Linked DNA regions of Homo sapiens: region 1 is linked to region 2. A link is a contact called in ENCODE Hi-C data. All regions are on one chromosome and are shown on one strand. The core of a region is the stretch at or near the end of the contact, and the rest is flanking DNA. Distances in the headings are between cores, read along the strand shown.

Region 1 (4,192 bases), core at 810-3,309, 420 kb after region 2:
ACCTGGGAGGTAGAGGTTGCAGTGAGCTGAGATGGTGCCACTGCAGTCCAGCCTGGTTGACAGAGTGAGACTCCCATCTCAATTAAAAAAAAAAAGAAGTAGAGAGGGTAAACTTTCACAGTCATAAGGTACCTGGAGAAGTAAAATTCTGGGAACAAAGTTGAGCAACATGATCATCTGCATGTTTCAAGTGTTCTCAAGAGTTACGGAAAATGTGGGTCAACCTGAAGACACTCCACTGATGGCTGGAGCAACTTAGGTATCCTTGCCCCTTAGGAGGCAAACCTACCACAGCCGGAGGCTCTAATTCCAGAGCTCAAAATCTTTTTGAGGACCGAATATAGAATAGAGTCATGGACAAAAAGTGGACATTTGCTTGGAATGACAAAAACATTTCAAGCTGAACCTTAAAATATTTAAAACTCTAAAGCTTTAAAAACACTACCAGACATATAAAAACAGACACCAAGACAAATGTGACAGTTTCGAAAATGAGCCATATGCTGTATGCTACATACAACAAAGGTGCTAATGTTTTCCATAGATATGGATAGCATTGCTTCCCAAACCCATTTCTGAGAGGATTAAATACAGCCAGACTAGCCCATCACTAGAAACCATTTATATTGTATGTTAGGCCATTTTTCAATCACTTCTGGTTAGTGTTGACTGTTGACTATTGGGTTCCAGGTCTTAGTAAGATCATAGATTAATGAACTGAAGTAGTAGGGGAATGCTTTATAGGCTGTTTAAAATTGTTTGCTAATTTAATGTGCTGAAATAAATGTTCATATATCAAATACTGAACAAATCAGACACACAAAAACAAAAGCTAGTCATGGTTTTTCATATATATATATATATTTAATACAAAATATTTATGTATGTGTTGGTAACACTGCACATTGATATATTTGATGTCTGTATATGAACCTGTACCTGAAACCTCTGTAAGTTTGGTCAACCCTTCTTCGTCTCATCTCCCTGTGTCTCAAAAAGCAGAGGCTATGTTGTCCCCAACAGTAAGTGCTTAAAGCAACTGATAAAGGTCCAATGGGCCATGATTAAGGCCCAGTTTTGATGACTGATGCTCTTGCAATACTTGCTTACTGCCCTTTCTCTCTGCATCTGAATCAACTGAGAACTGTCAAATTTAAAACGTTGTACAAGGATGTCTTTCTCCCATTCCACTGCAATGCATCTGTAAATTTTAAATTCTAATGGCTTATTCATACTTTTCGAAAGAAAAAAACAGTCTGCTGCCAAACCTGGCTCTGGAATCAGATGGGGGTGGGGGTAGTATCTGCAACCCACAGAAAATAGAAAATTCTCATTGTCTGGAATGTGGAGCTGGTAAATCTTTTTTCTCATCTTCATAGCATGACTGTAAGAGTGTTCCATATGTAAGGACAATCACTAATTATGTTTGCATAAGTATATCACCATTACAGAGAGTAGAAAATGCATAAAAATCCAGGCTGAGTAAAAGAAAAATAACTTCCTTATGGTATATTAATCTTTTCTTATTTTTTTTGTTTTTTACTACATACATGTAATTTTCCAAATATAGTCACCTATTATTCAAACCTAGGCAGATGGAAGGTGGTCTGGGAGTGTCATCCCATCTCCTTTCCCACAATGGTTGGCAAACATGAATGAACATTCTTATAAGTTGGTTTGCTGATGTGAAAATTTCCTTAGAGACCTGGGGCTTCCTTTTAAAACATAAAGATGACAACAACTGTTTCATTAAGAAATCCACACGCAGCCTGCTACCTGCTTAAGGAGGAAACATTTCCTTCGAGTCTAAATCAAGTGAGTAAATGTAACATAACTGCGAGGGTTGGGTACACTGAATTTCTGGCAGAAGTCCATAACTAAAAGAGGTAATGCATTATTTTATTTTATTTCTTTATGAGAAAAAACAATCTGCTGCCACACCCAGCTCAGGAATCAGAAGGGGTGGAGAGCAATTTGCAGCCCATTGATAAAGAACAACACAGACGATCTTAGGAAAATTTTTCTCACGTGAGCATTCCTTTTAACCAGAGTAAAAGGCCTAAAAAAGGGTAGTTGTGGTTGGCTCTGCCTTTGCTGTCTTTACCTGAATAGAGGTCAGGCCCGGGTCCAGGGGAGCGTCCCACGGTCCCTTCAGCAGCAGCATCTCTAGGGGAAGTGGCCGGCTGCAGGGACTGCACGGTGAGGCAATCTGTGAGCAGGTCTGGATGGAGCTCTGTGCTGGACCGCAACTAAGAGGACAAAACGGAAGAGACATCGATAAGGAGAGCCGGTCCTTGGAATATTTTCCTGGGAAGGCATCATGCTCTATCAGTGCAACTCAGCCCACAAAAATTTATCAAGCAGCAACTACGGGTAAGGCACAGAGCTTAACAGAGTGTCAATAAAAGGATCAGTTCTCCAATCCTAATAACACCTGGCAAGAGCTTCTGGAAAAATGTGGCTAGAGGCGGATTTGACTTCAGTCCTTGATATTTCCACTTCTGGCAACTCAACTTCCTATTATACTTCCTTTTATTTGCTCCGTATCTTATCAGAACTTGTAACGATAACAACAACAAACTCAAGTAGATTTAGTCCATCTTGGAAAGTGCTTTTAAAATAGAAACACTGTCATGAAAACATCCCAGAGATGATTAAGAAATGCCCATTGAGATTTAACTCCTATAGATTTTCCATGAAAGGAAAATACTCAAGTTAAATTTTAATATATTATGGCATGATTCAAAGATAAAACAATGTGATTAACAGTAACAAAACTCCAACAGTCAGTTACATAAAAACAGAACAATTTAGATCTTATACATTAAAGAGTTACATGTAAAAAAAAAATCAAACAATAAAAAATGCTAAAATAAACTAGGTGAAAAGTTATCTGATCTTTTAATGAATAAGAATTTTTTAAGTGTAATTGAAATGGAAAAAAAAAACAATGTAAGATTTAGTGACATAAAAATATTAACGTTCTGCTTGTACAAAAACATAATACCTTAAAAGCAATCTAGAAATGTATTTGTTACAAATATTGCAAATGGTAATCATCTTTGGTATTTAAAGAGTGTGTGTATAAATGGATTTTATAAAGACAAGACTAAACCTTTAGATATAGAGCTAGAGTATGCTTATGCAGTCAACAAATATTTATTAAGTGTTTGTTACATACTTCTCTAGACCCTAGGAATACTGACTGCTTTTGTCAAAGTTAGACTCTAGATGGGGAAGCAGATGATGAACAAATAAAACATATACAACCTCAGATGGTGATAAATGCTATGGAGAAAAGTGATGCGGAGAAGCGAGACAGTGAGTAGGAATAAGGGGTGGCAGCTTTAGATAGGAGATCAAGGAAAGCCTCTTGAAGATGGCATTTATAAAAAGCTTTGAAAGAAGTGAGGAATAAGCCGTACAGACCTATGGGGGAAGAACCTGCCTACCCTGTGGTTGTGCGGAGAAGTAAGAGTCAAGCAGGGTGAGCCTGGGGCCTGGGGAAGAGAAATAGAAGATGAAACCAGAGATAAAAGGTGGGGAGGTGGAAATGGGAAGGAGACGTTGGATAAAGCCTTGACTTGAACAGAAACTGTTAAAAAAAAAAAAAAAAGGAGAAACAGAAATGATAATAAGCGTGAAAAATGTTTGCACACTTGCAAAGAAGTGCAATGTTAAAACGTCTTTTTACTTGCTGAATTATCAAAAACTTAAAAAAAAACAGTAATGAAGGTACAGTGAGAGAGGCATTGTTCAACAATGTTCATAGGAGTGAATATTGGTACAAACAGTCTAGATGGTATGTGGGAATATTTTTTCAAGGTCCATAATTGAAATAATTTGATTCTAGAACTTGTCTTAAGGAAATAGCCAGAGGTGTTAAAGAAGATTTGTACCCCCCCCAAAATATACACATATATATATAAAACAAATAGCATTATTTATAGCAATACCTAATCAGAAAATGTAACTTAAAATGTCTTAAATGTCCACAAATAGGGCTAATCAATGATTTTACCTCAATTTGATGGACTATTATGCAACCATTAAAATGGTATTCATGAACATAAAAGCAAAACTCAAAGTTTTATATATATACAAAATGATAATTACATAAAAATACACAGACAAAATATCAGAAAGTAATATAATTGAACATTACAACTGATTTTTGCTTTCAGTAGTACTA
Region 2 (4,322 bases), core at 1,149-3,648:
GTTCTTTATTACACTGGAACAACTCGTGCCCCTGGTCTCTTGCCTCGGCATCTGGATGGCTTGCTGCCCACAGAATATAATCATAAACATCATCTATAAGCTGAACTTATTAAGTGCCAAGAGAGGATCATCAAATATAGGGCACTGGAAGGTAGCTAGTTTATCAGCATTGATGCAAAGTTTAGTATTTATGGACTGCTTGAAAACAGGGGAAGAGATGAAGTAGCTCAGTGACAGCAATCACCATTAAGATGATGCCATTAAACCAAGTCAATTTTAGAAACTAGAGGCACAGACAAACAGCACCTTATCTCTGCCTTATAAGGTAGTGATGCATTCATGTTGTATTATAAATTCCAGAAGAGAACCATATCTGTAAAACTATGAAGGAATCCATCTTTTATGTATCATAAGCCCATCAATACAACTTTATAAGAATTGCTTTATTCAGTTGTGTTTTAAATAACTGGAGAAAAAAATGTTACAAACAAAAACGCATTTATTGGAATTGACAGGAAGAGGGAAGTTTTTGAAAGAAGGCCAAGAATATTAAAGCACCGGATATTAAGGTGTAAAGCAGTATTTAAAAGCTTGGGCTTTAGTGTTAAACAGACCACAGCTCAAATCCTAGCTCCACCACTTACTACTTAAATGACCTTGGGCAAGTCACTTTCTTTCTTAATTCAATTTTCCCCATCTATAAAATCTAGATAACACACCCTAGTGAGATATTGTAATGAGAAAATGATGTAATACATATATGTCACTAGCTCATAGTTATCATTCAAAATTTATGTAATAATTATTTTCAGTATAATTTTTGTTCTAATTTTTGTTTTACCTGAAACCAAAATTTTCATTACTTTTATAAACACTTCTCCAGACAGCAAAGTATAATTCCAATACAGAATCACAATTTATACTATACAAAAGACATGGATTTAGAGCCTATCCCTAACAAAAACTTCAATCTATTATTCAATCTATTTGTACATGTCTTTCATAATGCCTGTAGTTACCTTTAACCATTCCTCTTTATTTCTTCACACGGATTAAAATTTACCATTAAGTGTCCTTTCATTTCAACCTGAAAGACTCCCTTTAACATTTCTTAGAGTTCGTGAGAATCCTTTCAGTTTTTATCTATTTGGAAACGTCTTAATTTCACTTTCAGTTTTGAAGAAAAGTTTAGCTAAATAGAGAATTACTGGTTGACAGTCTTTTACTTTCAATGTTGAAAATGTCTTCTAGCCTCCAGGGTTTCTCGTAAGTCAGCTATTAAGCCTATTGAGGATTCCTTGTAACAAGTCATTTTTCTCCTGCTACTTTCAAGATTTTTCTTTAAATTCAACTATGATGGGTCTAGGTATGGATCACTTTGGGCTTATTCAACTTGGATTACAGTGAGCTTCTTGGATGTGTAGCACAGAGTAATATTTTTCAGCAAGTTTGGAAAGTTTTCTGCCATTTTTTTTTAAATATTCTTTCTGCCTCATTCTCATCTTCTGGGAATCCTATAATGTCCATGTTGGCACAACATTTAATGGAGTCACATAAGTCTTTTGAGACTCTGTTCATTTTTCTTTCTGATCCTCACATTGAACAATCTCTATTGACCTAACTTCGAGTTAAAAGATTCCTTCATTTGCCAATTTATATCTGTTGTTGAGCTCCTCTAGTGAATTTTTCATTTCAGTTATTATACTTTTAAGCTCCAGAACTTCCTTGTTTTTTAATAATTTCTATCTTTATTGATACTCTTTCTCTGGTGAAACACCATTCTGATGCTTCCCTTTAATTCTTTAGACATGGTTTCATTTAGTTCTTTGAATGTATTTGTAATAGCTAACTTAAAGACTACAAAGTCTAAAATCTAGGCTCCCACAGGGACTTTTTTTGTTCGTTTTTTATTATTTGTCTCTGTGTGTTTTATTTCCTGTTTCTTTGCATTTCTCAATTTTTGTTAAAACTGAACATTTTAGGTAATATATTTTAACAAATCTCATATCAGATTGCTCCACATTATTCCCCTAAATTTTTTAATCATCAGTGTGTTGTTTTTCTTGATGCTGATTCTTTAGTACTTTCATGAACGAATTTTACAGATCCTGTATTCCCCGTAGTGTGTGGCCACCGAGTTCTCTGCTAGAACTTTTTTTTTTTTTTTTTTTAGGATCTTGTTTTTATTTGTAAGCCTGGCTTCCAAGAAGTCATACCTGGACCAGTAAAATGTAGTAGTCAACCAATGATCATTTAAAAGATTTCCTTAAATGCTTTGCCTATATGTCTTCTACCTTTTGCCAAAGAAATCTTCATGAGAAGTCATACCTTCAAACTTCAGGAAGCTTACAAATAGCACTGATTTTCACTTCCTGCTTACACAGTGCCTCAAGATCAGTCAGAGGTGACATTCTCCTTTCCCAGGTCATTTCCGGGCATGTGTACAGACTTGCACATTGTACAGCCTTTTAAATACCCAGGAATATGCCAGAGCTTTCCAAAGTTCCCTATAGTTGGCTAGTTCTCCAGACTTTCCTTTTAAATTCCTGGCCAGATTCTTCCTTTGCCTCAACTGAAATCACAGCCTTAGGCAATTGACATTTTGCCAACAGTTTGCTATTGTTTCAGTAATGCCCTGGGGGTAAGCTTTTTCTTCCCCCAACTGAGCTGAGTTCAGAGTCAAATCAAATATCCAGCCACTCTCTCTGAAAAGAGTTTTCCCAGGGAGCTGCAAGTTGGGACAAAATATTAACTGTGCTCTGGGGATAGTGCCTTCAATGGGGCTCCAGAAGTGGTCAGCTCTCTCCATTGTCTGCAATACTGCCAGCTTTTAGCTACACCACTAAGCTGGAGAGAGAGATGAGAATAACCCCAAGTTAAAATATCGCAGACCCCACTGGTCTTCCCAAGATTCACTAGTTTTCTCTTGGACAGATGATTTTCAATTCATACTCCTGCTTAATTGCCAGAATTCTAAAATGGCTGATTTTCATTATTTTACCCATATTTTTGTTGTTGTATAGGCAGCACAAATTCACTGAGGCCCTCACTCCACCATTCTGGAAGTTGATCAAGTTCTGTAATATTCTGAATTTATAATTTTCAGGACAAAAAGATCTTAACCAAAAAAAACAAACCCTCACTTAGTTTGATTTTTTAAAAATATACTTAAAATTTTTAGATCACTGATTCTTATCTCTAATAGAAACTTATGAAAAAAATCTGTATTTCAGTACTTAAATGAGAGTGAAACAGATCTGTGAGACAGGAAAAAATAAACTGCATAAACAATTTATCACATCTTTCCTGTTAACTAATATGTGAATCATCAAAAACAAAGGTGATTACTGGTCTCAGAGCCACTCTCAGTCCTAAACGGCCTCTCAAATCTTTTGGGGACAACAGAAACAAGTAAAAGTGAGGAGGAAAGCCTAGTCCATCTTGTCTTACTTGGCTGACTGAGGCCAAAACCAACTATACTCTGATAGTAAGAAATTTTTTTAAAACCACAGAAAACTGGAAGTGGGAAATCGACAGAAAAGAAGAATCAGATACTTGACTTAGGAGGCAACCCTATCTCTTGAGATTTCTCTGAAGAGACTCAGAACAGAGATTGAGTTTACCTCAGATTCACCCAAGTATAGGCCAAAATCGCGGGCTTCTGGAAGAGAAAAGAGTTGTTCATTACTATTTCTCTTTTGTTAGCTGGTATTGGCAAGCCAAGGAAAGACCAAAACTGTCAAGGTAGGCCGAGAAAAGTAAACATCTTTTAGCAAGGCTTTTATTTTCAAGAATATTGTCGCATGTTTCTTTTGCTTTTCTTTTGTTGTGTAACAAACCACCCCAAAACTTACTGGCACAACAACCACCATTTTATTTGGTCATAATTCTGCAATCTGAGCAGGGCTCAACTAGGCAGTTCTTACAGTCATCTTGCTGGTGGTCATTCATACTACTGCTTTCAGCCAGCAGGTGAGAAATGAGATCAGCTAGGATACTAGCATGGCTAAGCATCTCTCTCCATGTAATCTCAGAAATTCTCCCTCTCCATGTGGCCTCTTTTCCACTGGGTCTCTCTAGGAGAACGGTCAGATTCTTACATGATGATCCTCTCTCTCGAAAACACAAAAGCATAAGTTGTCGGGCCTTTTTGCACCCAGACCTGGAAGAGCTTTAATCCCTTTGCATTCTCTTTGTTAAAACAAGCTACAGGCCCAACCCAAACTGAAAGGAAAGTGACTTCACACGAGCATGAATGCCATCAATGTAATAGACAACTAAAACATTCAGGCCAATGTTCAGATGACTGGAATGGACACAAC

Evidence for each region. Hi-C counts contacts between places; a loop is a spot of excess contacts on that map. Pooled maps may share reads with other maps.
Region 1: a pooled map shows a loop between it and region 2 (4-fold over the local background). The contact joins the promoter of GLIS3-AS1 here to the enhancer-like site in region 2. A Hi-C loop is called at or near these places in 1 of 37 single-sample maps with no recorded cell type and 4 of 50 pooled maps.

The regions. Positions count from the first base shown.
Region 1 is chr9:3,896,587-3,900,778 of GRCh38, forward strand. It overlaps GLIS3-AS1 (GLIS3 antisense RNA 1), which reads left to right and starts at 2,060. Exons shown (of 2, transcript NR_026663.1): 1 at 2,060-2,373. GLIS3 (GLIS family zinc finger 3) reads right to left here. Exons shown (of 11, transcript NM_001042413.2): 7 at 2,105-2,249.
Region 2 is chr9:3,476,258-3,480,579 of GRCh38, forward strand. The region is part of intron 1 of RFX3 (regulatory factor X3); the gene reads right to left. Among named protein-coding and RNA genes, the nearest start is that of RFX3, 48 kb to the right of the region's middle. RefSeq lists enhancers at 2,014-3,213, 2,236-2,285. Within about 2 kb of position 2,399, at least 7 of the 41 ENCODE cell types and tissues checked have a DNase peak (open chromatin) inside an H3K27ac peak, as active enhancers do.